Linked DNA regions of Mus musculus: regions 2, 3, 4, 5 and 6 are each linked to region 1. A link is a loop called in an ENCODE intact Hi-C map of the cell type or tissue named here. Cell type or tissue: left cerebral cortex. All regions are shown on one strand. Region 1 holds the start of Prr5l (proline rich 5 like). Region 2 overlaps Prr5l (proline rich 5 like). Region 3 overlaps Prr5l (proline rich 5 like). Region 4 has its middle 18 kb from the start of Commd9. Region 5 overlaps Prr5l (proline rich 5 like). Region 6 has its middle 28 kb from the start of Traf6.

What was found. Peaks named below come from ENCODE experiments on the same cell type or tissue, not always from the same donor. Only the 100,000 strongest peaks of a DNase experiment are listed, where the experiment ranks them.
Region 2: a loop joins it to region 1, with 4 times the contacts of the local background. A loop is called at or near these places in 17 of 42 quality-filtered maps.
Region 3: it touches region 1 in a loop (2.3-fold over the local background); 17 of 42 quality-filtered maps call a loop at or near these places.
Region 4: it touches region 1 in a loop (2.4-fold over the local background); 6 of 42 quality-filtered maps call a loop at or near these places.
Region 5: it touches region 1 in a loop (2.2-fold over the local background); 2 of 42 quality-filtered maps call a loop at or near these places.
Region 6: a loop joins it to region 1, with 2.4 times the contacts of the local background. A loop is called at or near these places in 16 of 42 quality-filtered maps.

Annotation. Positions count from the first base shown.
Region 1 is chr2:101,794,040-101,799,039 of GRCm38, reverse strand. It overlaps Prr5l (proline rich 5 like), which reads left to right and starts at 1,333. Exons shown (of 9, transcript NM_175181.5): 1 at 1,333-1,568. In left cerebral cortex, a CTCF peak has its summit at 2,284; DNase peaks (open chromatin) are centred at 990, 1,519 and 2,391; H3K4me3 peaks cover 2,214 bases; H3K27ac peaks cover 2,293 bases.
Region 2 is chr2:101,713,077-101,718,076 of GRCm38, reverse strand. It overlaps Prr5l (proline rich 5 like), which reads left to right. Exons shown (of 9, transcript NM_175181.5): 9 at 611-3,792. The coding sequence ends at 1,011. Among named protein-coding and RNA genes, the nearest start is that of Traf6, 37 kb to the right of the region's middle. In left cerebral cortex, a CTCF peak has its summit at 2,250 (motif pointing left); a DNase peak (open chromatin) is centred at 2,244.
Region 3 is chr2:101,719,480-101,724,479 of GRCm38, reverse strand. The region is part of intron 8 of Prr5l (proline rich 5 like); the gene reads left to right. Among named protein-coding and RNA genes, the nearest start is that of Traf6, 44 kb to the right of the region's middle. In left cerebral cortex, no CTCF peak of the experiment used is centred here; a DNase peak (open chromatin) is centred at 1,927.
Region 4 is chr2:101,865,560-101,870,559 of GRCm38, reverse strand. It overlaps a transcript of Prr5l not described here. Among named protein-coding and RNA genes, the nearest start is that of Commd9, 18 kb to the left of the region's middle. In left cerebral cortex, no CTCF peak of the experiment used is centred here; no DNase peak of the experiment used is centred here.
Region 5 is chr2:101,728,225-101,733,224 of GRCm38, reverse strand. Prr5l (proline rich 5 like) reads left to right here. Exons shown (of 9, transcript NM_175181.5): 8 at 3,675-3,801. Among named protein-coding and RNA genes, the nearest start is that of Traf6, 52 kb to the right of the region's middle. In left cerebral cortex, no CTCF peak of the experiment used is centred here; DNase peaks (open chromatin) are centred at 1,565 and 2,007; H3K27ac peaks cover 259 bases.
Region 6 is chr2:101,704,284-101,709,283 of GRCm38, reverse strand. No RefSeq gene overlaps it. Among named protein-coding and RNA genes, the nearest start is that of Traf6, 28 kb to the right of the region's middle. In left cerebral cortex, a CTCF peak has its summit at 2,982 (motif pointing left); a DNase peak (open chromatin) is centred at 3,016.

The DNA.
Region 1 (5,000 bases):
AAAATTAGGCAGGGAGTCCTACAACAGTTGCATTAAAAAAAAAAAAAAAAGAAAAAGTGGGCTGGAGAGATGGGAGATGGCTCAGCGGTTAAGAGCACTGACTGCTGCTCCAGAGGCCCTAAGTTCAATTCCCAGCAACCACATGGTGGCTCATAACCATCTGTAATGGGATCTGATGCCTTCTGGTGTCTGAGGACAGCTACAGTGTATTCACATATATAAAATAAATAAATCTTGAAAGAAAGAAAGAAAGAAAGAAAGAAAGGGAGAGAGAGAGAGACAGAGAGAGAGAGAGAGAAATGTTAAAGAAAAGGGTTTTTGTTTTGTTTTGTTTTGTTTGTTTTTTGAGATGGGTTCATATAACCTAGGATGAAAAATTGAACTCATTGTGTAGAGCACGATGACCTAAACTCTTGGTCTTCTTTCCTCTACCTCCAAAGTGCTACAGGGATTCTAAGCATTCCAAAGGCCGTGACTCTTTAATACAGATCCTCATGTTGTGGTGACCCCCCCCTGCCCCCAACCATAAAATTATTTTGTTGCTACCACTTAACTGTAATTCTGTTATGCATTGTGTGTATATCTGATATACAAGATATCTAATATGTGACACATACACACACACACCCCACACAAAGGGGTCTCGACCAACAGGTTAAACACCATCGTGCTAGGATCCTGATTACTCCACCACCAGCTCAAATTCTTAGCACCTACCGAGCAACAACAAGGAATTTCCAAAGTTATTTTACATTTTTAAAATGTTCGAACTGGTTGGTTTTCTGTGGTTTCAATTCTGATATGTCGTGTTCGTGAAACCTTCGCCTAAAAATTGAACCCCAGATCCTTAAATTCGTTTTACAACGCTAAGGAAGAGACGCAAACAAGTGTGGAATCGGTTTGAAAAATCTTTCCTTAAAACGCATTCGCGCGTGCGCGCTCCAAAGCAGCAACAAAACCTCTCTCAGCCTCAGAAATGTTCCGCAGAACTCCAGTCCTTTTGTATCTGGTCGCACGAACACCTCTGGACTCCTGGAGACGTTTCTCATCCCGGGTTTAACAGTGGGAGACCAAACTCTTCTTGGCTTTTCGAAAGGTAGTGCAGAGTTCCCCTGATTTGCAGCATCCTCCCCTGCTTTTTAGGACCACGACCTTGGATTTCCTGAAATTGTTGAAATGAATTTAAGCGCAGGGTCTTCCGCCTACTCTTGTTGTTGGAGAGGAGGCGTGGGATGGGGGTGAAGCGAGGCGGGGGCATTGGAGAGAAACCACAGCGATGTGCACCGGACAGGAAAAGTGGGAGGAGGAGAGGGAGGAGGAGAGGAGGCGGCCGTAAGTTGAGAGAGGAGGGAAACAGTCACCAGCCTGACTCTGAGAGCTACGGCGGAGAGAAACCTGGGCAGGACGCGACCCGGCGTAGGGCAGAGCTGGGAGAGGACCTGGGGAGGGCGAGCGAGCGAGCGAGGCGAGAACCAGCCGAATCGCTAGTTTCTCTCCAGCAAGAAAACTTTCCCTGGAACACCGGAAACTTTTTCCTGAGCGCTCAGAGTCCGAGACGGAGGCGAGCGGTGGGTGTGCGCGGCTCGGCTCGGGTGACTCACGCCGGGGACCCCAAGGGGGTGAGTGGGGAAGTCCCTGGAGGGCCTGAAGTCATCATTCTGCAACTTCGCAGGCTCGGAAAATAACTCGCCTGGCGTGATCTGGGGGTGGGAGTGGGGGCACGGGGACAGCGAGACTGAGGGGAGACTCCGCGTGGTTAAGGAACCTCCGCATCGGATGCTGTAGGCGGGGAGGTAGACTACCAAGAGGTGGGTAAGGGAAGGGGCAGGCCGCCCTGAGTGTAGTGGGTCACGGTGGGAGAGGAAGCGCTGTGAACCCTTTTTGGGGGAATCCTGCCAAGCGTGGGACCCTAGTAAGCTAGAAGGCAGAAAAAGAATGTATCTGCACCATCCTCCCAAGGCCAGAGGGGCAGATCTACAGTCATGAGTGCTCAGGAGGCTACTCGCCTGAAAAACCCATCCTCTCAGCCGTCCCCTTCTTTCTTGAAGGGAGGCGTGAGAGTCGAGGTAGTAGATGGAGACCAGTTGGCCCGGAGCGCTGGGCAGGCTACTGTAGCCAGGGGACAGCCCGAGGGAGACCTAGCCTGTGGTGGTGAGAAGCTCGGGACAGTTCACTGCGACTCTGCGCCAGGCGCCCACGGTGTCCCCTTTCCGCTTCGACTTTCGCGCCCGCCGGGCGTTGGGCCGGGATTTCCTCTGCGCGCCTCGTGTGCGCACTGCGCGTTTTTACGCACAGGGGGCGCTGTGGGACCCGCACCTCTAGACCAGACTACGGTTCCCAGAGTTCGTGCCTGGACAGCGACAAGGACTAGGTGTGCTTACAAAGGATCCTTCAGGAATAGATTTTGGGGTGCTGCCCTTGTTGGCAGTAGGGGTTTCCCCGATTCCTACCCGCGCCCTGCCGGGGATCACATGCCACCGCCGCCTCTTCCTCCGCGGTGCCAGAAGCCCGCGTTTTGCTTGTCAGCAGTAAAGTGGAGAGTATTTATAGACGCCACTGCAATCCTGCGGTGTGCAAGGTTTCAATTACTGCGCTGCGTCGCGCCCCACAAGACGAGATGCTTACGCGCGGCGGCTCAGCTACATGTCTGCTGCGGAGACCCACTTGGAAAAACGTCTCCAGGCATCCCTTACTTGGGTGGAGTTTTGGAATTCTTGCCCATGCAAATTCAGATAAGGACTACAGTGGTCCTGGACAATCGCCTTCCATCCCATCAGCTTCCCCCAACCCCAAGCCTCTGCCAGCTTCCAGCATGGCATCCATCAGCCTTCAAGACTGCTCTTTTGACCATTCATTAGAACTGATACTTTCCCCACGTACTTCCAAATGTCATTGCTAATTCTGCTAAGACGCTTTGGTGGTAGAAAGTGCTGTTACTGCTAACACGAAGCTGCCACTGAGTTAGGAGGGAAATGATTTTAGCTTCATTTTAAAATTAGTCCCCAATGAGATTCCTTATGCAGCTAAGGAGGGTAAGTTGGTCTGTCAGGTGGAACTGGAGCAGAAGAGGCCTCATTCTAGTACTGAGCTCTAGTACTGAGCTCCCGAAACGGCCTTGGTACTGTGGAGAGTGTAGTTCCTCCACCACTTTTTCTAGTGTTTTAACCACACTTCTAACAGCTGGACCTATAAATGTGTACAAGAAAGCTGGAAGTAGAAATGAGCCTGCTTACAGTAGGTCTAACCTGAGTCTAGCTGGTTTCTAAAGCCTTGAAGCTCCTTTCTTCCGGATCTGGAGGGGCACGGGTATGTATTTATTCCAGTGGGTGTGCTTTTATAGCAGTCTCTTCAAAGCAGAAAAACCTGCTTCGGAAAACAGGGGAAATTGTAAACATCTCTTCTCACTTTATGATGACATTTTGCACCGAGACTGGTGATATTTCCTGACCAGAACGTTGGTGGAGCACTACTGTGTGCCAACTGAATAAGTGAGCACACTGAAGCTCAAACAATGTAAGTAGTCCGTTTTAGGTTACATGCACAGGGGATAGAGGTCAGACTAGGTCGCAATAGATTGCCACTCTAAGTATGGAGGTTGGAGATATCCTCCCTTTCTGCTGGATTTCTCAGATGTTCACTAGATAATCATATAGTTGGTTACATGTGTGTGTGTCTCTGTGTGTGTTGAGTCCAGAGGTCAATGTCATTGCCTTCCTCAGCAGATTTGTAGTTTTGGAGTCAGGGCCACTCACTGATTCTGCTAATTGGCTGGCCAGCAAGTCCCTGGGCGCTCCTGGGCATACCTGCACCATTGCTGGGATTCCAGCAAGTTTTCGAGTCTGGCTTTTTACAGGAGACCTGGGATCCGAACTCAGGTCCTTAAGCTTGTGCGGCAAACACTTTACCAATGGAGCCATCTCCATGGTCCACATGTTGCGTCTTCGTCATCGTCGTCATCATCATCATCATCATCGTCTTTGTAGTCGTTTTTTTCCAAACGTCATAGAGCAGCACAATTACTAAAAAAGCTCTTTATCTTGTTGACGAATACCATTGCAATGACTACCTGAGAACCTCACACTGATGGGCCTTACCTGAGTGTTCCAACTTCAGCTTACTCATTAACTTAGTGTATGTTCAACGCTTAATCCACTCATCTAGAGAAGGGGCAACTCAGCACAAGCGTTGTGATCCTTCCACCCTGGACACATTTCTCTGTCCTAGTAATGATATGAATGTGTGCCCCTGTGGCCTTGCTTTGATACAGTCCTTTACCAGGTAAAACAAATGCACAGCCTTTTCTCAAATGCAGATGTTCTCTCTTTAGCCCTTTTATTTTTTTTTTGCAGAACCAAACCAGCATAGGATTGAACTAGCATGTGAGTCTCTGTAATTGCATACTTACAATGCCTGTCATGAAGGGCTTGGTCTGGAGAGATACCTGCCTCTGGGCAGACTGTAAACAAGTTAGAGGCAATGCTTTTAGATGATGCTCACTTACTAACACCGAAGAGTAAATCAATACCCCTGTGGCTGAAATTTGAAGGCAAGATATTTTGTGTATCTTATCTAGGATGTGGGGTGCAGAATCTGGAAACAGTGGTTACCTAGTAAGCAGAGGGCATGACTTTTATAAGGGAAGATTCCACATTGGAGTCAAGAGGGGACCCGGGACATAAATGACTCAAGACAAAGACAAACCATCAGAGATCAACTTGAGATAATTCACATTTTGGCAGACTCCCAAGTTTCTCAAGATGGTTCTGGTGGTTTCCATGGATGCTCCCGAGTCAGGAGTCAGTGTTCCAGCAGCATGGGGGCCCCTACACAGGGGGAAAGGAAGGCCACAGGACAGTTCCATGGAATGAAAGGGATGTAGAGTGGATATAGAGAATGACTATATTGGGAAGGCGTGGCCCTCAGTCACACAGCCAAATAAGACTTGGCGAATGTGATGGCTAGTCCTGGCTGTCAATTTGACTACATCTGGAACGAACTAC
Region 2 (5,000 bases), 81 kb after region 1:
TGGTTTCTGGTTTGAGTTCCTTTGTTTTGTTTTTTAAGAAGGGTCCCTCACTAACCTGGAACTTACCAAGTAGGGTAGGCAGGCTGGCCAGCCAGAGCCAAGGTTCTGCCTGTTTCCCCCTCTCCAGCTCTAGATTTGTAAGCTCACACCACTGCAGCTGGCCTGAGCTTGCTTGTTCCTGGGATCAGACTTAGGTCCTGGGGCTTGCAATACAACCACTTTAGTGACTGAAGTACCCTCCCCAGCCCTCCTGAGTAGCTTTCTGAAGCCCTGGCTAATGTGTATGTCTTATGAGAAGATGGTGAATTAAAGGCCAATTCAGTGAAGCTCAGACCTCACCAAGAAATGGGGTGGGGGCATTGCACGCTCATTCCATCCAGGAAAGTTTTAGGTGAGCGTTTACTATAGGCTTCTGAACGACCTGGTTCGGGATCTGCTGTAAACAGGTAAAACTGCATGACATTTAGATAGCCCTGTTCTCCATTGCACTCAGTAGGGCTCCACTAAAGCTGTTCCCAGAAGTTACTCCCTCCCTCTTCCAGGGGAAGTTTCCGGTCACTGTTACCACCAGTCCGCCAGATCACAGCTTTTACTGCTTTTTCTTTTGCAGCCAGGAGGCATTCCAGGGTCCGGCCCAAGGTGACTGTCCTGAACTATGCCTCTCTGATGACCACGGTTGGCCGGCCACTGAACGAGATGGTCTTGACCCCTCTAACAGAACAGGAAGGGGAGGCATACCTGGAGAAGTGTGGCAGTGTCCGGCGGCACACAGTGGCCAACGCCCACTCAGACATCCAGCTGCTGGCGATGGCCACCATGATGCACTCAGGGTTGGGGGAGGAGGCTGGCGGCGAGGACAAACACCTGCTCTTGCCACCCAGCTTCCCCCCACCACACCGCCAGTGCTCCAGTGAACCCAGCATCCTCGACAGCCCCGATGAACTGGAACTAGAAGACGTGGCAAGTGGCAGCCAGGAGGACTCAGAGCTGAACTGTGCTTCCCTCAGCTGAGCCGCCACCTCCAGGAACCCGTTCCTACTTTAGAGCTAGGATGAGGGCACCTCTCCTCCTCCATGGATCACCAAGGGGGCTCTTGCATTGAGCAATATTGCCTTATTTACTTTAGGGCACAAGCCAAGTCTTCATGCCTTTGGGAAACATCTGTCGGCCTCCCCACTCTGGTGTCTATGACTGGCTCCTCATACCACTGTTTTCCTGACTTCCAGCCTTGCCTGACTCACCGGGATCCTTATGTTTGGGCCTTCCCCATCCTATTGGACTGGCTGATGCTCCTAGTTTATAATGTTCTGGCGTTGTAGCAGAAGGTTGGATGACACACAAGCATCTGAAACGTGCCAGCCTCTGCGGTTCCCGTTATCATCTTAGGGGGCAGAAGCCAATGGGTGGAAAGAACAGTAGAGGTTCTGTATAGCATGGAAGTCAACTGCAGCCCATATCACACCTGGTCCTGGGAATGTGTCCTCATCACTTTAATTGCAGAGTTACTGGGAAATCATTGTGCTACTCTGTGGATGAGGGTTCATTCTTATGTATGTTCAGATGTCATGTGCTGTCTACATCATGAGCTTTGGCTTAGGAGAACCTACAAAGCTGGCAGAGTTTTGTCTTGCATTGCGCCTCTCAGTGAACCTTCTCAGTAAATGGTGCCTTACCGTCACTCCAGTTTCAGGAACCAGCCACATTTCTGGTGTGTATATGAGAGGGTGGCTGATAGCAACTGACTTAGACCTGTACCTGGATTTCACTTGAATTTATAAAATGTGTATTGCTCAAAAAAAAAAAAAAGGTTTGCAAATATTTGCACATAAGATCTTGCACTGTTCATTTCCAGTGAGTGTGTTTGCAGACTAAACACAAGTGGACCCCTTCAAAAGGCTACCGCTTAGCTCCGAACAAAAGGATCAGTCGTGGGCAGGACTCACATACCTCAGCTCTGGAGGAGCTAGCACTGTCTGGAATGGCCTGTGTTGTAAGTGTCTTGGCCTCTAGGGAAGGTTTGTGCTGGCCTCAGGAGACTGTCTCATGAGCAGGGAAGTGTTGTGGCCGGCTGGACTGTGCCTGCTTTAGAGTAGACAGAGAGGGACGTGGGCATGTTTTATTTGGAGGGATGTTTATTCCCTGAGATTACAGAAGTACCCAGAAGTGTCTGGGATCCCTGTCACATCTGTGTCATGTTGTTATTTGAAGCATCAGACTTTATTACTATGCTAGGTCCTCACTACTGCCCCCTGCAGGCTGGGGAAAGGGAACTTTTTGTCTACGCTAAGTCCCTGGCTTCCTCTTAATCGGTTGGTCTTGCTAATTGAAGCTCAGAAAAATATAGATGGTCTCTCCCGACCCTGTTTGTGGTGTGTGCTGGCCTATCAGGATCTGGTTAGCCTTTGGAATTTTTGTTGATGAAATCTCAATACATAAGGCGTCAACAGGGGGCTGGAGAGATGGCTCAGGAGTTAAGAGCCCTGACTGCTCTTCCACAGGTCCTGAGTTCAATTCCCAGCAACCACATGGTGGTTCCCAACCATCTGTAATGGGATCTGATGCCCTCTTCTGGTGTGTCTGAAGACAACAGTAGTGTACTCACGTATATGAAATAAATAAATCTTAAAAAAAAAAATAAGGTGTTAACATGAGAAGAGGCGCTTCAAGCTCTTCTAAGCCTTGATGGTGTCTCCCTTTAGGCAAAGATCTGAAATATGACTACAGTTGTGCTGTTGATGGGTTCTGCTTTAGAAATTGTATTTTTTTTTAAAAAAATGTTTTAATTTTGTCCATCCTAGAGATAATAACGAAAGAGAAATGTCTGCATGTGTGCACACACACACATCTTAGATACACAAAAAGAAATGTTCAGATTCCTTTGAGAATTTCAAATGAAAAATAATCTTTCTGTATGTGGTGTCTAACATCTACAAGGTGGGGGCTGGAGAAGTGGCTTGGTGCTCAAAGGCACTTGCTGCTCTTGCAGAAGGCCAAAAGATGTGATTTAGTTCCTAGCCCATCAGGCAGCTCACAGCCACATGACTATAACTCTAGACCCAGAGAATCTGATGTTCTTCTCCTCTGAGGGCATCTGAATGCATATAGTGTGTGTGCATGAACACAGCACTGGACAGTACACTCTGGTGTACACACTTGCGCACACATATACACACACAATAATTTTTTAAACTCCATAAAGTTATTAACATGTCAGCAGGCAGAGCATTGCAGTTTATTTAACTGATGGCCAGGTTCTTGTTAGAACACCAAGCACACACTTGAGATTATTTATTGATCGAGGCAAAGTAATTAGTCATGTTTGGGTTTGCTTTTTTTGTTGATAAGATTAACAATGTGTGCTTTGTAAATGCCTTTTTCCTTATCTTCTATGTCTCTGTCAAGGACAGAAGTTGTCAGTTTAATACACGAGCTCTTGTGTTGAAAGTGTCCAGGCCGTAGAACTTCATTGCTACTGACTTTACACAGTTTACAAGTTTCTCTTTGGACATATCTGGTATTATTACAGAAATCTCCCAGATTATACACATAAACATTTTATGGACATTTTTTGGGCATTTAAGCCATCAGGCCTATTGCAAGAGTGCCTCCTGTAGCAGTTTTAACCAAATTTCATTCCCCTGGTACCGTGGAGCTTTATTTTGCTATTGAACGCCAAGCTGAATGTGAGTGACAGGGAACAATCCCAGCTCTGGGCTCTGCAGAAACTCACAAACTAAACTCCTTTCTGGTTGTCTGTTTTCAAAATAGATACAATAAACATTGTTTATGTCATGGGTGCTGCTGTACAGAATGCTTCAAGTGTGTTTTGGTTGAATTTGCAAGCACAGTAAAGCTGGCCACGGTGCCTTCTGCCCTCAAAACTCCTCACACTGTCTGTGTGCTACCTGTTCCTTTGTCCCATGGTCTCCTCTCCAGAGTCAGGCCCTTGGTTTCATTGGCCATCCTTGAACTGGTTAGGCCAGTTCTTTCTGTCATGGAAAAGCATCTGATCTGTGACTGAGATAAGAAAACACTAAAATAGCCCTTCAAGGCCTCTTTTAAAACACAATCTTAAAATACCCTAAGCTGGGTAGTGGTGGCACATACCTTTGGTCTAAGCACTTGGGAGGCAGAGGCAAGTAGATCTCTGTGAGTTGGAAGCCAGCGTAGTCTATACAGCAAGTTGCAGGACAGTCAATGTTACACAGAAACCCTGTCTCCAAACCCTAAAACCAAACAGAGAGCTTGAGAGAGAGAGAGAGAGAGAGAGAGAGAGAAGAGAGAGAGAGAGAGAGAGAGAGAGAGAGAGAGAGAGAGAAAGAAAGAAAGAAAGAAAGAAAGAAAGAAAGAAAGAAAGAAAAAACTGCCCAGTCTTTCCTCCTAGAGTGTTTGACCCAGAAGGGATGCTCACTGTATTGTATTTATCATGGGTTCCTCACATATTTCTTTCTGATTCTGCTTGACAGAAGACATTTATAATGTTTTACTCTTTGCATAAATACTTTTTAGCAGAGCGGTTAGTTTGAGGCCTTGAAAGGCTTAATCAACGTGTCTGAGAGGGGCTGTCTCCGCTGATTAATTACGCTGTAGTTTTGCTGGTACATGGCCATTGGGTATTCTACCTCAGTGGTGAGGTGAGATGGCCATAGGCAGAGGAAGGTGGACAGCCTGTGGAAGCTGCATAGCCAAGGAAACATTATCCGTGGGAGTTCCTAGACGGAAACACAGCCCTGACACCTTGGTTCTAGCCAGTGAGAACTGGTCAGACTTCTATCTTAGAGAACTACAGGATTAACCCAAGTACATTCGTTTTTACTCATTGGCTTACCATGGCTTGATGGTATACCACTGTACACATCCATTTGCCTGCTGAGTTACCCATCATACTTTGGGGGTGCTTTTACTGTAAAATGTTTTACTTGGTGCTAGGAATACAGTGATGGAAAAATAAACAAGGTACCTACTTCTTTGGAGACTGGAGTGGTTGGAACCCAAGCCTT
Region 3 (5,000 bases), 75 kb after region 1:
CTAGAACCCAATCCAAGTCCCTGTAACTTTAACTCCAGGGAGATTACAATACCTCTAACCCTGCATGTGAATAGGTGCACATGTGTGCTCATACCTGCACATAGACACACATAGATACACATAACTTTTAAAGAATGGACAATGAAAAAAATTTTAAGAGTTGCAGTGGACTCATGAGAGATGCTTTAGCTGAGGCAGGGCTGTGCTGTGTCTCCCCTGAGACCAACACGAGATTGCCAAGGCAGCCGGACCATCATCTGAAAGGCTACTCAGCCAACAGCCATGCTGCACACTCCTGTCCAGGCTTTGGCAGATGTACATGGCCCAAGGAGGGTGGTGCCACCCTCACTCTTGGGGTGCCTGAGAAGTGCCCCAGTTTTGCAGGCAAGAAAGGTAGAGACTTGCTGTTATGAAATATAAATTGTGAGATAATGCAGCAGGAGTGAGGGAGTACCAGGCAGGCCCCTGCCAAAGTGTCACCCTGGGAAATCACACATGTGACAGATCTAGGATAAAGAAAGCTTATGGGGGGGGGGGAGAGCAGGGGCGATAGAGAAGAACAGAAAGAGAGAAAGAGAGGCTACCTGGAAACACGGGGGAGCAGTGTGGGGGGGTGGGCCGGGGGAGAAAAAGAAGATGTGAGGGAGGAAGAGGAAGGCGTCTGGGGTATCGAGCATTTCTCGTATGCTGCCATAGGAGGCTTGCCCCTGGCTGAGGCACAGGTAGTAATGGCTTCGGTTGATGATGAAAGCTATTGCTAGGCAGTTGCTGGGCGGAACCTAGCAGAATTGTCCGTAAGCCAATACTTGCCCTATATCCCTGCTGTGTGCCCTGCATCCTGGACTCCAGAGATACCGAGGCAGTGTCTTGCCTGACCTGGATTTGCTTTAGAACAATAGATAAGTGATTCTATCCAAGGGTCCAAATGGAGTGTGTGTTTGTGTGTGTGCACACGTGTGTGTTCATACATGCGTGCAAGCCCTCCCCTCCAAAGCCCCACTTTTTCTTTTCAGATTACAAGAGGAAAATGGAAGTATCAAGTAAGGAGGGTAGCAGTGAATCTAAAAGAAAAGCAGCAACAACAACAACACCACACACACACACACACACACACACACACACACACACACACACACACACACACACACAGTGCAGGAGGCCAGGCCCAAGTGCTACCTTTCAAGTTACCCAAATTCCTGAGCTACTTGGGATTTTTCTGGGGCTCTCAGGGCCTCTTCCCTGCAGCAAACATTCCCAGGCTGGATTCCTCCCCTAAAAAAGCCCTCCCAGTCCTCCACAGCCTCATTCCGTTATATCCCTGGGGCCCTCTGCCTATCCCTGGGGGCCTCTGCCTATCCAGCTGGACACTACCTTCTCTGCATGACAAAGGCCCTGTGGGCCTTTGCTGCTTCTGGACTGGAGCAGGAGCCCGCAATGGCAGGGGCATTCTGGGAGCCTAGGAGATCAAAGGCTTACTGGGGAGCCAGTCCCCAAACAAAGGACTGCTCCACCCTAGCTTTGCCTCTCTAGGAGTCTAAAAGAAACTGCCATTGCTGGCTTCCACAGAAATTAATGCCTGACATGGTTAGGGACCTGTGAGGAAAAGGCTTTCAAAAGAAAGTTAAGGATGGTAAGGTAGCAGACAAGCCTCTCTCTGCAAAAAGTGCCGCTTTACAAGGAAAGCCCAGACTTTAGGTGTCTCAGGAGTTCCTAGGACGACAATCTCAGTGGGTGCCTCTGTGGGAGACCCCATTTCCCCTGAGCCCATGGTCCTCAGGTCTCAGCCTTTGGCTTGCAGGCTTCCCAAGGAGCCTATTGGGGTTGACTGAGGGAGTCACCCTTCAGCTGACTTCTCTGAGGATTAACTCTAGTGACTGGCAGCTCATCAAGGAAGCACTGTCTGCCAGCAGACTTGGCAAACCACGGGGTCCGTGTGATCTGGGCTTTGCCAGCATCAAGTTTAGGACCAAAACATTCTTCCTGAGAGTTGAAAGGCAGTGCTAACTGTAGGCCTCGCTTGCAAGTCCCTTCAGGGTGAGAGAGGAGGCTGTGTGGAAAGTGTGGGGCCTCAGTGACTACAAGGATCAGGGCTCAACTGTGTAGTCTGGCGTTAGCTACCTACCTTCTTGGAGCAGCCTGAGGCTTGAACACCAGCTCTGGCCTTCTTCTGGGAGCAATGAAGAAGAAAGAGCATTGATGGTGGGGCCAAACAGGCAGTGCCACATATCATGGGCCCCTTGGGAGTAGCTTGTCCCCCTCTTCCTCCAGGTGTGAGGATTACCTACTCATCTTTCCCTGGACTCGAACCCTTGTCAAGCTGTGGGATTTGATTGCCCTCCTCCCTGAGCTGTGCAAGCCAGGGAAGACATGCTTCTTTGTAACCAGACCCTAGAGAGGTCTGTGTGACTTGAGTCTATAAACCAGTCCCTAGTAGTACGGCCATCTGAAGTGCTCTTTCTTCAAGACCTCTCTCTAGGAGCTACGAAGATACTTCAGTGAGTAAAGTGCTTGCCAAGGGTAAGGACTGAAACCTAACCCCAGAATCCATGCTGGGCATGGTGGTATAACTTCAACCCCACGAATGAGATCCCTGGAGCTTGCTGAATTGGTGGGGGCCCAGGTTCAGGGTGAGAGCCAGTCTCAAAAATCTAAGGTGGAGAAGTGGTTGAGAGAGCCTCCATAAGCATGTCCACACACATGTATGTGTACATGTGAGATATATGTCTCTTACACACACACACACACACACACACACACACACGGTTCTCTGGATTTCCAGGATACTCTTGGTACCTCTACTCTGACATTTTTCACATTGATATCAGGGAAACCAAGGTTGCATCTTAGGGTTCTTAGTCTCATTAATACAATAATTTTAAGAGGAAGTTGAAGGACAATTTTATTGGAGTTGAAATGAAAAACTTCTATTAGGGGGAATGTCCTTTGATTTAGCAGCACTGGTGTGGTCCACGCCTTTAATCTCAGCATTCTGGAGGCAACATAAATGGAGCTCTGAGTTCAAGGCTAGCCCAGTCTACAGAGTGAGTTCCAGGACAGCCAGGGCTACACAGAGAAACCCTGTCCTGGGGGGATGGAGTGGGGAGGGGCCCACTAAAACAAAAGATTGAAAGCCGTATCAGTGGGGTTGTAGGAGGGCGAGGGATGGGTCTGGCATGAATTAGGGGAAGGGGCTGGAGGTGAATATGATCAAAATAAAATACGGTGTATGGAATTTCAAAGAAGATAAAAATACTAAAAACAAAAGAAATTACACCAGGACAGGCAAGGTATAAATTTCAGCAGCTGCCCGGAGGAGAAAGTCTGAGGGATTGGGCATACGGTTTGACTTACTGGAACGGGGCACATCATGTGGTAACAAGTGGCCATGTGGCAAGGACGAGAGCGGCAGAGAAAGAGTAAGGAAGCCTGCGGTGTCAGGAAAAGCATCCGTGTGTTTTAAGTCAGCATCGAAAAGAAAAGTGAATAAAAGATCAAAAACCAAACCAAACAAACAAACCAGGAAAATTACAGCTTTCTCAGAACTGTAGGCAGACCAGGCTGAACTTCAGGCATTGTGTCAGGGGAATTCTAGATAGGAAAATATAGTAGCTCACTAAAGGAATAATAGTTCTGCCTATCTCTTTAGCATGGCTTAAAGGTGACCCTGCTTTCCCGGCCATAGTTCCGTGGTCAAGGCATAGATCCTGCCCCACTGAAACATTGGGTCTCCCAGCAGGTCAGAGATGTTCTCCTCTTGACCAGAAGTTTCTCTTGAATGTGCCTTTCCTGCTACTCTAAAAGCGGGGAGGTCTGCTGTGGGTCCCAGATGTGAGCCTTGGCTTTGTAAGTAATTGTGACTGTAGACTTCATGTTCATTGTCTGCAGAACAGCAAGAGAGACTGGGTTGGTGAAGCATCTCCTTTGGGGTACAGTACCCAGCTGGGCACCTAGCACAGAGCTTCAGCCTGGCTCTACCCTCCATTCTCTGCACAGGCCTAAGTGTGTAGACCCAGACTTCTCCCCACCCCCATCAAGTCCATGCTTCTCTTCTTTAATAGTCAAGTGCATTTTACATAGTGTAGCTCTAGAATTGTTTGCTGAAGGCTAAGGCAGGTATAGTTCCGAGCATGCATGTATGTATGTATGTACGTACTTAATCATGAGCACACATACAGTGCTGGTCCAGTCTGACCCTGGCTTCAATTCTCAGCTCTTTTCAGCCACAGTCCAAGTGGCCTTTTGTTAATTGACTGCCTGTAGAGCCCTTCATGCAGTTGACCTCAGTGAATGATGGATGGAGCCCAGGAAACCCTCAGAGACACCTCTCCTGGGCTCCTTCCAGCAAGATGAGGCCCATGAAAATCTCTCAGCCAGAGGTACAGTGTGTCTCAGCTACACAAATTGAGTCTGCATTCCCTCAACTTTTCCTGTGTCCTCCCCAGGCCCAGCTCCTGTTCCAACTCTGTTTTCTTCCCGGACTGCCCACCCTGGCTAATCTGTCTGCCCCGGTTTTAGTCATGTATAAATTCTCAGTCTCTTACCAGTGATGGTGCATTCTGTAGACCTCTTCCCCAAGTAGAGGATATTCCTAACTCCTGGGAGTGAATGTTCACACTGAAATGGGAAAGCTCCTCCCTTCTCTCCAGCTCTGTCTCTGCACAGACTCTACCCTGCAGATGGCTGCTTTCCCTCAGGTACAGAGACTGGTTTCTAATATGTGTCCTCTCAATGTGATGGGCTCAGCTTCTGCTAGGCTGATTGAAGTTTCCCTATAGCTGATCCATGGTGCTTGGTTGTAAAAGTAGTATGAGAAATAAGTTGTTCCTAGGGGCATTGTTTGGAGGATGGTCCCTTAGCTAGGTCCTTGCTGCTGTGAGGTCTTCCAGTACTTCCGTTTTAGAAGTATCCATTTTTATGATGTGAGAACATGATAGAAATGTGTGTCTCTGAGGGTACAAGTATTGTGCATAAATTCCTTCTTATTGTCCGTTGCCATTCCG
Region 4 (5,000 bases), 72 kb before region 1:
GAATCTTTATAAAGCAGGGTGTTGAAGACTTGGTTTGGGTAAAGCATAGGAGCAAAGTGCTTTTTAAGTATCCCTATATCATAATGTTGTTCCACCTATAGGGTTGCAGATCCCTTTAGCTCCTTGGGTACTTTCTCTAGCTCCTCCATTGGGGGCCCTGTGATCCATCCAATAGTTGACTGTGAGCATCCACTTCTGTGTTTGCTAGGCCCCGGCATAGTCTCACAAGAGACAGCTATATCTGGGTCCTTTCGATAAAATCTTGCTAAAAAAAAATGGGAGTGGGTGGGTAGGGAAGTGGGTGGGAGGGTATGGGGGACTTTCGGGATAGCATTGGAAATGTAATTGAGGAAAATATGTAATAGAAAAAAGTATCCCTATATCAGCTGAATAATTCCTTCTTGGGGACCTCTAGGCTGGGATGCAGTGACTTCATGCTCTCAAGTCTCTCAGGAGAAGTCCCATAGGGGTGATAGGTGTGTGGTAGCTTGCAGGCTTCACTGGGAGAATTAATTGGGGATTAGGGCTGAAGGACTCTGGAAAGGCACACCTCTCTCAGGGAAGCACATACTTAACCCGGAGTGAGAGACAGGGGTGTCAGCCAGAAAATCTTCATTCACTTTCGGCACCATGGGACAATCTGAGGCTTGGACTCAACCTTAGACTGACTTTGCTGGTGGAAGTGATAGCATATAACAAGGTATTGCTTCTACTGTGTGCTTGGCTGTGTATACCTGCAGAGGGAAGACTATGCTGCCAGTGGCTACAGCCCTTTCTCCCTCAACCTCAGAATCAGTTAGAGGAGGCAGAACCGAGCTCCATGTGTAGGAGGGTTGTCCTAGCTCACCTACAGACCTTCAGGCAAGGCACAGTACCTCTCTTTGTTTTGTGTGTGTGTGTGTGTGTGTGTGTGTGTGTGTGTGTGTGTGTGTGTGTGTGTGTGATTTGGGGTAAGGATACCATGCCATAGTTGTGGAAGTCAGAGGACAACTTTTGATGTTAATCTCCACCTTCCACCCTGTTTGAGGCAGGTACTTGGTGTGCCACACTCTCTGGGAGGTCCTAAGGCTTCTCCGGTCTCACTGTCAATCTTGCCACAGAGAAACTGGGATGACGGATTCACGCTGTCCTTTTTACATGGGTCCTGGGGATCCAGACTCTGGGCGTCATGCTTGTGCAGAGCAAAAGTTTAATCCGTTAAGCCACCTCTCCAGCCCAGTGCTTGTTTTCTTATCTTTCCTTTCCTTTCCTTTCCTTTCCTTTCCTTTCCTTTCCTTTCCTTTCCTTTCCTTTCCTTTCCTTTCCTTTCCTTTCCTTTCCTTTCCTTTTCTCCTCCTCCTCTTCTTCCTCTCCCTCCTCCTCCTCCTTCTTTCTCTCTCTCTCCCTTTCTTTCTTATTTTTTCTTTCTTTCTTCATAACATCATTGGAACAATAGGAGATGGATGTTTGGGAGCATTGCTCAAATGTGAGGACATGGAGAGCAAGCTATGAGGATATGTCCCATTAAAGCAACTCTTAGGGCAGCTGCCTTGACTAGAGCTCATCATGGGAATGGACTTGGTGAGTTTCCTGAAAGAACCCAAACCCTACACTTGTTATAAACTGTTCTGTGACCCCTTGTGACCCAAACAAACTTCATGGCCAAGACATTGCTAAACCATGCATTTCATCATCACCTCTTACACTCAGGCGAATGTAGAGGAAAGGGTGACGGGTGTGGCATGCGGCTGGACCACAGTTGCACACAGTAATCTGGCTTGTATCTTGTCTGTGTCTTTGAACCTCACTGTCCTTATCTGCAAGTTGGAGGTTGATGTAAGAATAAGATGATCATGTCTATCCCTAGTTTACTAACTGTGCTTTCTTTTCAAACGTTAACATGGAAAACTGATTATTGACTACAATACAAACAATGACCATTTAGAACCAAGTCTTTCACTATTGGCTAAACCTGCCAAGTTCCTACTCGGCACCCTTAGGGTTCTCTTCAACCTGCTTTGGGAAAAAAAACAAAACAAAAACAAAACAAAACAAAACAAAAACAAACAACAACAACAACAAAAAAAACCTGATAGAATGAAGATGTAGGAGGTGGCAGTGGTGAAGAAAAGGTTCCACCTTCTCTGCCCCTTAGGTCTTTGTTACTTATTGTAATTGGAAAGCCATAGTTACAGACTCATGTGTGTGGATGTGTGCATGTGCCACGCGCACACACACACATGCGCACACACACGCACGCGCACACACATGCACACACGTGTATACCATTAGGCTCAATATAAGGATGAGAAGATTCAACTACACCCAACAACTCAGCTATCCTTATATTGTTATTTCTACAGTCTTTTTGTTTTGTTTTTGTTTTTGTTTTTTTGAGACAGGGTTTCTCTGTATAGCCCTGGCTGTCCTAGAACTCATTCTGTAGACCAGGCTGGCCTCGAACTTAGAAATCTGCCTGCCTCTGCCTCCTAAGTGCTGGGATTAAAGGCGTGCGCCACCATGCCTGGCTTATTTCTACAGTCTCGTAAGCATCAGTGTTCAGCCATCCAGTTATCCTTGAGTTGTGTGGTGGCTCTTTGCCTCCGTGTCAGTATTTGAGCCGAGCTAGATATTTGCACCCAGATCTGAAAGTAATCTCAGAAGAATGTCTTTGTATGGTTTGATGCGGGCTGTGCACTGGACCAAACTACTCTTCATCTGAGGCTTGGTCAGTACACAAGTCTTCGACAGCATACAATAAGGGCAACCACTTGCTAATACTTTGTCCTTTGATCATAACTTGGAGGCACATCTTTACGCAGCTCCCATGTGTCTAGTCCACACAGGGCACCAGGAATAGAAGTTCTATTACTAAACCAGGAAACTGAGAAAGCAAGGAAAACTGGCCCATAAAAGTGGTGCTATCTGGAAAATTATCCCTGTAATGGTGATTGTAGTTTAACTTCTAAAACCCCGAGAGCCACTGGGGAGTGCGCGTTTCAGAGTTTTCCAACTCAAGAAGAAGTCAAACGTGATTGTTTCTACTCTAGCTTCTTCAGTTGATGGTTGAAAATACTTCTGTGGACATTAATTTTTATGGAAGTATAGTCCACCAGCCTGAGTATAGTGACCTTGGTGAATGGAGATTGCTCTTTAGAGGCAGATCTAACTATATGACCTACAAACTTACATCTGTATACCATCTATAACATCATCTCCTCTTCTATACTACTATTCTTTACCATAGTCAGAAGTTGTCATTGGCTTTTTTAATTAGTGAGATATCACAGGCTGACATCTCAAAGGGATTTGACTTTCTAGCTACTGTGACTTGGCCAAGATATAAGTGTATGACAGTTACCCACACACAGTTATTACTGGGCTCAGATACATTAGAATGTGCTCAAGTACTTCTCTGTCTTCAGGACATATGCATAAAATAACCCATTCATTCTAGCCTACCTTCTGCCACATGGCTGGTTACCTATGCTCTAGGACTCTATATCCATTTTATCACATCTTCCCTGCGAGTCTCCCCTTCCTGGCTCTATCCAGAACCCTTTCTGCCTCCCAGATGTCCTACCTTTATTTCTTGCCTACGATAGGCTTTTTAATTGTCAGATGATGCATCATATAATACATAAGTTATTCTCTCTACAAGCACCAACGTCCGGAGAAGCCAGGGATTGCTACACTATGCAAGTGCATTACCAGAATACGCATGGTCCTACTGGAGAACTTTGGAAAACAGTCGAAAATGTGTTTCTTAGGTTATCTCAACCAAGTGAGGTGGAAGCTGGCTTACTTATTTAAGCCATCTTTGTTCAGTCATTGGCTGAGATGATGCAAATGGTGGTATTACTTACTGAACATGCAGAGGAAAGAGTTGAGAACAGTAACTAAATTTGGACAAGGCAAAGATGTCAGAAGTCAGGGGTCTTTCCTATTTCATTGCTTGGTGTTAGTTTCATGTAAAGTAGTGGCTGGTTAGCATAGCTCTCTAGTAAGAACCCTAAAGAAGTTACAGAAAAGAAATACACAAATCTAGCACTGGTGTGAGGAATGCCTCTGTTGGCCTGGAGCAGGGGTTGGGACACAAATATCTTAGCAGAGAGCTTGTTGTTTGGCTCTTTACAGCCCCAGCCTAGGAAGAGAAGCCCCCTGCTTGCCCTTGGGTTGCTAAGCTGTGCAAGGTTAACTTTTGATTTACCTTAATGAATCCGCTACAAGTACAATGAAAAGTCGAAGAGGTCTGTTACTTTTAAAATGGTTCTAAGATATAACACAGCCAGAGACGACTTAGCTTAGCCTGTTTTTATTTTCTGGTCTGAGGAGAAAAGGGTTCTCAGGTACGGTGGGTGGACATAGCAGTAAGATTATATTAGTAAGATTAATCTTACTTAGTAAGATTTACTAAGTCAGTAAAACTTACATTATTATTGCAGTGAGACGTTTGAGTGAGTTTTATTTATTTTCCCCCTTTTTAGATAGTATTTAGTGGAAGGTCGTGTTGGAATTCTGGGATGGTATCTCCTTTCTTCTCTCTGCACTAAAGCCAATTAAGGCACAGACATAAAATTAAAATATCAGCTTAAGTGTAGCAAGAGATTAGAAATAATCTGTGTTCATTGATAAGGGGCCGATTAAATATAGTACAGCCACAAAACGGGATGCTATCAGGTATAGAAGGAGAAAGGATACGTTCTCCCAGATGATTCCTCTTGAAAAGATGCCATGAGACTGGGCAGGAGGGAGGGAGGGAGGGAGGGAGGGAGGGAGAACTGCATGCTTCCCCAGGTTACACAGACAATGAAATCTAAAAGGAAATACAGGACTGTTGTGGTTTGAGTAAAAACAGCCCACATATATTTGGATGCATAATCACTAGGGAGTGGGACTCTTTGAAAGGATTAGAAGAAACAGGAGGTGTGGCATTGTTGGAGAAGTGAGTCGCTGGGAGTGGGCTTTCACTTAAGGGATAAGGGATGGGAGGGTTCTCTCTCCAGATTCCCCCTTCCCCC
Region 5 (5,000 bases), 66 kb after region 1:
AGATAGGAGGATGGGCGTGGCAAAGCGCCCGCAGCTTACATCTGAAATGCTGAATTCAGGGCTTAGCTCCCAAATATGGAGCGTGGAAAAGGAGCCCCTGAGGATTCTAGGACTGAGGTTAGGAGGCTGGACTCCACTTTCTGTTTCTGTTTTGACTTATAACGCCATCCAGTATTACTTACTTCCCCTTCAGCTGTGTCAAAATACCTGACAAACACAACTTAGAAGGGGAACTGCTTACTTAAGCTTACAGTCATCGTTGCGGAGAAGGCACAGTAACGGGAAGGTGAGGCAGCTGGCCACGCTGTATCTTGTATCTGTATCAGCAAGTAGAGAGAGATGAATGCTGGTGTTCAGCTGGCTTCCTCTTTCTATGCAGCCTGAGACCACAGCCCAGGCAATGGCTCTGTGCGTGAGGTGGGTGGGTCTTCCCACCCCTATTAACCTAGATATGCTGCCCAAGGGGTGTTTCCATAGTGACAGTCAAGTTTAACTACCATACATCTCTTTCCATGTATGGTCATGGCTGCCTTTTGAGGACCCTCCCCATCTGAAAGTGGAGCATGCAGACCTGTTTCTGTAACAAAAGCCTTTTGAGGTTCTGGGGTTTGTGTGGAACAACCCAACAATACATGACATCACCCCCCTTAAAGTCTCTGAAGGTGTACCAGAATGTCTATCTACTCTGGCCTGTCCCCTTTCCCCACCACGGTGTGTATATGCAGTTCTTTGCAGCTGATCTTAGGGAATCTGCTCAAGTGTGTCCCTGGGCCTAAAGCCCCTTCATCCCTCCATCAGACATTAGAACCTGACTCTCTAATGCTGACCTGTGCTGTGGCCTTCCTGGTCCCTGCAGGGCTAGGGTCTTGGTGCTCATTTTTTTCTCTGCTCTAAACACTGTTGTCCAGAGCAACTCTTAAACTTCTTCCCTATGCTGTGCCCTCAGCACCCTTGGTCATAAAAGTAGGTGCTCATTGAGCATGGCTCAGAAAGTGATGGAACCAGTTAGGAAGAACCCAAGATCCCTGGCCTGAGTCCCATGATGGCTTCTTCCTTTAGAAGTGAGGAATATAGCCTGAGAAGTTCCATGGCTGTGTTGAGGTTCTGGAAAACTGGGCCATGAAACAGTCCCCACTGTGGATCTTCCTGTTCTTCCCACGTCAGGGTACTGGAAGGTCAGAGAGTTAGTTGGCTAACTAACTCAGGAGTATAAACTGAACTGTGTGAGCTGGGTCAGTCAACCAGTCCTAGTCTTTTTTACTCTCTCCACCTCTCAGCCTTCCTTCCTGTCCCACCCCCTCCCCCCCTCCTTTCCAACACTAAACATTCTGCTACCTGAGCTCAGGGAGGGTGGAGCTGGGACAGAGGGGGTAGAGAATCGCCAAGCCTGTTTCTAGCACCACAGTCAAGCTCATCCCAATATAGTCACTCTCTCCACATCTGTCTCTTCCCTTCCCTTTTTAGTCTCAGACTGCAAACCCTGCTTATATTTTGTCAAATTTGCATATAATCTGTAGCCTCTTTTCAGGTTTCTTGTTTCCTTAAACCATCCAACACCCAGGCATCTGTGCCTCATTTGGTGTAGCAGAAAAGGGCCAAGGAAAAGCCCATTTACTTGGGAACCACATCTCAACCATGGATCCCTAATCTGCAGGAGCTGGCCCCACTTGCTTCACTCCACAGACAACTTGCAGGGCTGTGGTGAGCTTTAGCTTTTTACGGGGAAACCATTCAGGATCTCTTCTGTGAATTTGAGGAGATACTCTTTCTGGGTAAGCACAGAGTCCTCTGAAGTCTCTTTTCCCTCTCAGGCCCTTATTCCTTTCTGGTCTCTGGGTCTTTGCTACCCCTCAACAGGAGGGCATACTTTCAAGCCCCCTGCAGTGAGAAACAGTTCACAAGGAGCCTGCTGGTTTTCTAGAAAGCAGATGTATTACAACTCCCCTCCAGTTTTGGCTGTCATGTCTCCTTTTTTTCCCTGCCTAGGCCTTTGTCCTTTCTGGTCTCTGGGTCTTTGCCACTTGGCTTTTACCCAGGGCTTTTACCTCACATGCAAGTTTGAAGACTCCTACTGTGCTTACTGCAGAGACACACCTAGAACCACTTTCTAGGCCTTCTTTCTCCTGCCCTGGACTTTTCTGTGCATTTTCTCTGTTTCCTAACCTGGCAACAAGTAGTGGTCACATGGGCTCATAGCCAGCCAGCTTGGGTTCCAGTCCAGTGGAGGATTTGTTTGTTTGTTTCTGTCATCTATTGGCTGTGCTATACTAAGCAACTTTCTTAAGTCTCCTGGGTTTTATTGGATCCACTGGAAGAGAGACCTGTCCCTGGTTGTCGGGAGGCCTGTGTGTTTGTTCATACGCAGTGCTTTTGTGAAATGCTTGCATGCTGTAGGTGAGCTCTTCTGGGGGTGGGATAATCATTGGGCTTCACCACCCCTCACCTTTAGAGTGAGAATTGGGACTATGCCACTTACACTGTCCTGGGTGAACCTAGACTTCATTTTTTTGTTTTGTTTTGTTTTTGTTTTTGTTTTGTTTTTTTGTTTTTCAAGACAGGGTTTCTCTGTGTAGCCCTGGCTGTCCTGGAACTCACTCTGTAGACCAGGCTGGCCTCAAACTCAGAGATCCACCTGCCTCTGCCTCTGCCTCTCTGCCTCTCTGCCTCTCTGCCTCTCTGCCTCTCTGCCTCTCTGCCTCTCTGCCTCTCTGCCTCTCTGCCTCTCTGCCTCTCTGCCTCTCTGCCTCTCTGCCTCTCTGCCTCTGCCTCTCTGCCTCTCTGTCTCTCTGCCTCTCTGCCTCTGCCTCTCTGCCTCTGCCTCTCTGCCTCTCTGCCTCTGCCTCTCTGCCTCTCTGCCTCTGCCTCTCTGCCTCTGCCTCTCTGCCTCTCTGCCTCTCTCTCTCTGCCTCTCTGCCTCTCTGCCTCTCTGCCTCTCTGCCTCTGCCTCCCAAGTGCTGAGATTAAAGACATGCACCACCACTGCCCGGCCAGATTTTGTTCTTAAAAGGCCCAGTTTCTGGATTTGCTTCTTAAACATCATATGTATGTATGTATGTATGTATGTATGTATGTATGTATGTACGTATGTATATATGTATGTATGTATGTATTGTTTTTCAAGACAGGGTTCTTTATGTAGCCCTGGCTGTCCTGGAACTTGATCTGTAGACCAAGCTGGCCTTGAACTCAGATATACATTTGTCTCTCAGTGTCTGTTTTAATAGACGCTCATCTCCCCTTCAATATTCTTACTAATTTTCAGTTCAAGGCCCTGCATCTTCATTTTGTACAGGGCCAGGAAAACCTGTCATTTGTGTTTTGCTAGGCAACCTGGCAGAGGGTCTGAGGAATGAGGGCTGCTCCCTCTGAAAGGCTCAGTGTAAACCATGTCCCCATGTCCCATGTCCCTGGGAGAGTCACACAGCTCCAAATCTTGCATTTATCCTTTCTCTCATCTCCTGCCTCCTCTCCATTTCCTGTTCTCTCTCATTTTCATCTATTGACTTGGGACAAGTGCCCAGTGCTTCTGGCCTGTATCCTTCATTCTAACCACAGGGAGGCTGACTGTGGCCACACTGCCCTCTGCACAGAGGAGGGTCATTGGCAGGTGTTGACAAATGTCCACTGCTTTGACATTACACTGACCTTTATCTGTCTTGGGTGTTCATTTGTAGAGTGTTCACGAGCCCACAGGCCCAAGTGAGGGCTACTTGCAGCTGGAGGAGCTGGTGAAGCAAGTGGTGTCTCCCTTTCTCAGCATCAGCGGGGACCGCAGCTGCTCAGGCCCCACGTACTCACTGGGTAAGAAGCACTTAGCTCTGAAGTCTAGAGGCTTGTGGATAATGATGCTTATAATGAGGTTCCAAGCGCCAGTTGTCTGCCCAGAGCTTTGTTCTAGTGAAGGCCAGTGTAAATCTTGGTTTGTTAGTTACAGATGTTCTGAGACCATGTGGCAGCAACCCTGCCCTTCTACCAATCTTCCTTAGAGACTGGTTCCAATCTCTGTAGTAATGCCTGTCTCATCCACTCCTTTGACCAATGGCTTTGATCTTTCTCATTAGTTTTTCTGTATCTAATACCAGAAACTGTATTTTCGTATAATACCTGCTTTAGTTGGGCTTACTGTTACTATAATGAAACACCATGACCAAAAGCAACTTAGGAAGGAAATGGTTTATGTCACTCAAAGTTCTATATAATAGTCCAATATCAAAAGCAATGAGGGCAGGAACTCAAACAGGACAGGAACCTGGAGACAGGAGCTGAGTAGAGACCGTAGAGAGGTACTGTTTACTGACTTGTTCCCCATAGCTTGCTCAATCTGCTTTCATGTAGAATCCAGGACTACCAATGCAGGGATGAAACCACACACAATGATCTGAGCCCTCCCCCCATCAATCACTAATTAAGAAAACACCATATAGTCTTTCCTACTGCTAGATCTTATGGAAGCATTTTTTTCAATTGAAGTTCCCTCCTCTCAGATGACTTGTGTCAAGTTGACATAAAACTAGCCAATCCAACATCTGTTACTCATTTGAGTGGAAACCCACCCATGATATTTCTTCCCTTGACAGTAGCCACCATGTCACTTTTATAGTCAGATCTTTCATCTACTGTCCCCACTCTACTTCTGTAAGTACTATAAGATCTTTCACTGCAAGGGACAGCAGGGCTTTTGGATTAGGGAATAGATTCTGCCTGGGTCTCCTGATTTGGTGGCTGTATGGTACTACAGAACCAGGCAGTGCCTTAGTCTCTGTATAGAATCTAGAGGTGAATCAGATCTTCTCCTAGTGAGAGCACAGTCTAGACAGTCTCAGTAGAAACATCTGATGTCATAGTACAATATACTATAGAATAGTTCCCAACAAAAACATGGCCTTGGTAGAAACAGCCTCATGAAAGACTTTTGATAAAGATTCTCCAGTTACTGCCTAAGATGTAAGACCATACAAGGCAGACACTTGCTTGTTTCTGTCTTCAGCATTTGCACTGGG
Region 6 (5,000 bases), 90 kb after region 1:
ACTACAAAGATGAATGAAGTACTGATGAATTTGTCCTGTGAAATGAGTTTATTAACTCACTTTACAGTTAGTCAGTGGGAGGGTACAAGCTTGGCATGCACAAGGCACAGAGTTTTATGTGACACCCAAATAAGACTTTTTAAGATAATTTAATGACAAGACAAAGACAAAGCCTTGTTATTAAAGAGAGGAAAACAGCCACAAAAGAAGAATCAAAGTGGGTATGGAGTTATGGGCCAGAGGTTAAGAGCACTGACTGTTCTTCCGAAGGTCCTGAGTTCAAATCCCAGCAACTACATGGTGGCTCACAACCATCTGTAATGTGATCTGATGACCTTTTCTGGGGGTGTCTGAAGACAGCTATATTATAGTGTGCTTACATATAATAAATAAATAAATCTTAAAGAAGAAGGAGGAGGAGGAGGGGAAGGAGGAGAAGGAAGAAGGAGGAGGAGGAGGGGAAGGAGGAGAAGGAAGAAGGAGGAGGAGGAGGAGGAGGAGGAGGAGTGGGGGAGAAATCAAAGGACATGCTGGAAATCCCACTCTATAAAAGGTATCACTACATGTTGATCTCATTTGAAATAAGAAGGAACTGAAATACAGAAGCTGCCAAATTCCAGCATTCATTCCAGGCAGGGATTTCATTTCTCATCTCCTCACTCCAGACTCAAAAGGTTACAAACCAGCATGAGGGACCGAGGTGCTTCGTCTGTAGGCTTGGGGGCATGCACTCGCAGGCTGAGCCCAGGCAAGCTGAATCAGGAGGATCCCTGGAGCTCCCTGGTCTGCCAGTCTAGTCCACTTGGTGAATTTCAGGCTGGTAAGAGACCCTGTCCCAAACCAAGGTGGATGGTGCCGGAAGAATGACCTTAGAGTGTGCTTCCTGGCTCCCTCACACATTCACCTGCACATACATGGCCCCCACCCCTGAAACACAGAGCAAGAGTATAGAGTTGGGACATCTAGCCTTTCTCGCTCATATTTCTTGATGGCCATAGTTTTTAACTCCCCAGGTGGATATTGTGTCACAGAAAGCAGGGGATCATTTTGATGTTTAAACAAAGTATTTGAATTTTTCAATTAAGAGCAAAGAATAGGATGTGAGAGCTTACTGAGCTTTTATGATAAACTTCTAAGAGATGCTGTTAAGAATGACTAGTTTTGAAGGAAAATATGAAAAGTCGCTTAGTTAAATACTAGGAAGAAGTGACTGTCGTGTTCCCACACATCCAAGGAGGTCAGACATAAACTGAATCTCCCTTAGTACCTCCTCTGCCTTAAGTCATTGGTTCTTGTTTTTGAATATAACTGCTCCAACCTGAATTCTCACCCAGAGGTGTGGAGGGTATTTCATAATTGGCTGTGTTTACACAACACACACACACACACACACACACACACACACACACACACACACACACACACAAAGGCTGGAGTGGCACATATCTTTAATCCCAGCACTAAGGAGGCAGAGGTAGGTGGGTCTCTGAGTTTGAGGCCAGTCTGATCAACATAGTGAATTCCAGAGCAATAAGGGCTACCCAGAGAAACCCTGTCTCCAACAATAAAACAAAAAAACACAACAAAACAAACAAACAAAACCACAAACAGAATAAGTAAAACTAAAAGAATTAGGCTAAATTCAAATAGCCTCTTCTTCCAATATTTAACAGATCTTTCCAAGAATGTTTGCATTTTCTAGGATTTCATGTGTTGGATTCTCTAGTTTCTGTTTTAGAGCCTGGACACTGTGAAGTTGTGTGTTAGTTAGTTTGGGTCAAATATACAGCTTCCAGGGACATTGCCATTTTCATCTGTAACCAGGTAATCTCACTTTGGAATTCTCAGTTGTTTTGAGCGTGCTTCTCCTGCCGAGTTCTATAAGCCTCTGTACCCAAGCACTCATTGAATCAGCTTTGCCTTATGGTTCATTCACAAATTAACGAACAGAGCACAGTCTTTGACACGCTCCAGTTTCTACACTGGTATGAGAGTCTTGCTTTTAACAATCCCATTTGATGCTGATGTGTTTGTACTCACCCCTCCTCCCGTTGCTAGTGACTACCTACTCCTGCTGCAGATGCCCGTGAGCGTCCTTAGAATGAAGATTTCTTTGCCCGCGCCCCTTGGAGTCTAATGCAGCACGTTTGCTACAGGTTTGGCCATAGGTGATCTCGGTAATGGAGACAGCTTCTTCTTCACACTCCTCTTTCTTCTCCTCTACCCTCTCACCTCCTCCATCCTCTTCTTCCTTCTCTTTTTATCTTAAGTGCTGGTGACAGAATCCAGAGCCCTGTACATGCTAGGCTAGCACTTAATCACTAAGCTACGCCCTATTGCTTAACAGGCATTTAAATGAACGAGCACCTTGGGGGAGGTCCTTTGCTCAAACACCTTGAGAAAGTCACAGTGAACTGGATGGGCAAGGATGCTACCGCCATATTGGTTCTCGCTCCGAGGGGACAGAGATAACTGCAGCTAAACACTGGGACCTCAGAATGGACTAAAGCCAGATAGTCCATTTTCCTAAACAACAACTTGTACAAAGCAGGTCTTAAGTGTGAACCCACCATCAGCTGCGATAAAACAGGGATTGGGGGTGACCATGAATCTGTATGTATAAGTTGAATTACATGGAACAGCTAAAATTTAACTCGTAATTGACTTTCAGAAATGTCAGTGTATGGTATGATCTAATAACTTCCCAAGTATTTCTAACTTGAAGCTATTTGGCAACCAATTGGTGGATATGATTGGAGAAGGCTCTCCAACGGTTGGAGAAAATACCTCATAGCTTTCACTGGGCTTAAAGCAAAAATTGAGGACTTCCCAGAGAAATGAGTCCAATACAACTTCTCAGGTACAACCTCAGGAAAATGTATGGAGCAATTAAAGATACAGGGCCCCCTGACTAATCCTATTTCACACTTTTTTTTTTTTTTTTTGGAAAGGCTTTATTCTTCAGGAGTAGAGTTCTGCTGCCACCTACTGCTGCATTGTTCTCGTTCTTTTTTTTTTAAAAGAGTAATACATTTTTATTTTATTTTTATGGGTATATTGCTTGCAACTATATCTGAACCACATGTGTGCTCATTGCCCAGGGAGACTGGAAGAGGGCATCATATTCCTTGGAACTGGAGTTACAGATGTTAGTTAGTGGTCACGTGGGTACTAGGACTTGAAGGTGGGTCCTCTGGAAGAGCAGCCGCCTCTCAGCACCTTCTACGTTGTTTGTACATTGGGTTTGCTCTGTCGTCTTGTCAGGTGATCTTCTAGTCTGGAATTTTGTAGATGCTAAGTGACAGAGGAGTATGATAACAGGCTGAAAGGGAACCTTAAACTATTCTTTTTTTTTTTTTTTTTCCCAGTTCTGGGAATTGAATCTCCAGCCTCAAGCCTGTAAGAAAAGTGCCATAGCCCTCATCTTAAAGTCTATCTTGAAATACACTTATTGTGTCTGGCTGCCTGCATGTGTGGAGGTCAGAGGACATCTTGCAGGAGTCAGTTCTCTCCTTCCACGATGTCTTGGGATGTCTGGTTTACCATCTCATTGGCAGGCTTTGAACCCGTATCTACACCCTGAGTAGCTGCAAGACCAGGCCCAGATTTATTTACTTACAGCACACATATTTCCTTAAGCTTTTAGCACAGGGTGTGGGGAGAACTGCCTCAGCGAACTCGGCATCGTTCAGTCGAGTACATCATAGCTTTGGGGTCCTGCAGTTCTGAGGAGACTTGCGGAACAAGACTGCCTGGTAGATAGCTGAATGCAAAGCAAAGCTCTGCTCATCTCTTACCCCCCGCAGAGGAACCCAGTCTTGCTCTGTTTACAGGTCTATCCTAGTACGTGGTGTGCCTGTCATTTGCCTTCTCCCTTGAACAAGTTGTAACATCCGTTGGTCCCCTCATTAAGGCTTCATAAAATGTTTTACTGCATGTGATCTTAGCTAAAAGGCAAGCAGCAGCCAGATTTTATAAGATTAATGGACACTCATCTGGTATTAATATGAGCATATCGTTATTATTTTTCAGGATTTGGAAATCTGCCTTTTAGTGTGGTTTTATTATTTAGCTTTGGTGGTATGAAATCTGTGATCAGACCTAGTTTTATATTACATGTAAAATTTTCTACCTTGACTGCTATAGTTTGGATCTGAAAATGTCCCCTAAAGGACATGTGCTTCAGCCTGAGCAAAATTTGGAGAGAATGGAATTTGTAAGAGGTGAGGACTTGCTGGGCAGTAAGGTGGCACATCTTTAACCCTAGCACACGGGAGGCAGAGAGAAGTCTGTGAGTTCGAGACCAGCCAGATGACAGAGCGAGTTCCAGAACAGTCAGGGCTGCACAGAGAAACCCTGTCCTTGAAAAAACCAGCAACAAAACAACAAACAAACGAAAGGTGGGGACTGTTGGAGGAAGGTGGCATTAGAGATATGTACATGGAGGGGACTCTGAGGCCCACCTTGCTCCTTTGCTCCTTTCTAGCATGTGTGCCGGTCCACCACAGACCCTTGTGCAACCAGAGGCCCAAAGCAACAAGGTTAGCCATGGACTGAATCGTCCCACACCATAAGATATAGTAAACCTTTCCCACTCTGGCTGCCTCAGGCACTGTGGAGAAAGCACACTCACTGACTACAGAATCTTCACAATCAAAACAGCAATGGCCCTGAAAGGAGTCTTTAATCTTCCCTCTGAAATTTCACAAGCCAGACCTCCATCTTCTGCACTGTTCTCAACATTATCTTCCAAGCTCCTACACAACATCCCACAGAGCTCTTAACAACGAATGGATCTTCAAGTCCGAAGTTCCAAAGTCCTTCCACAGTCCTCCCCAAAACATTGTCAGGTTGTCACAGGAATACCCCACTCTGCTGGTACCAATTTGTCTTAGTCAGGGTTTCTATTCCTGCACAAACATCATGACCAAGAAGCAAGTTGGGGAGGGAAGGGTTTATTCAGCTTACACTTCCATACTGTTGTTTATCATCAAGGAAGT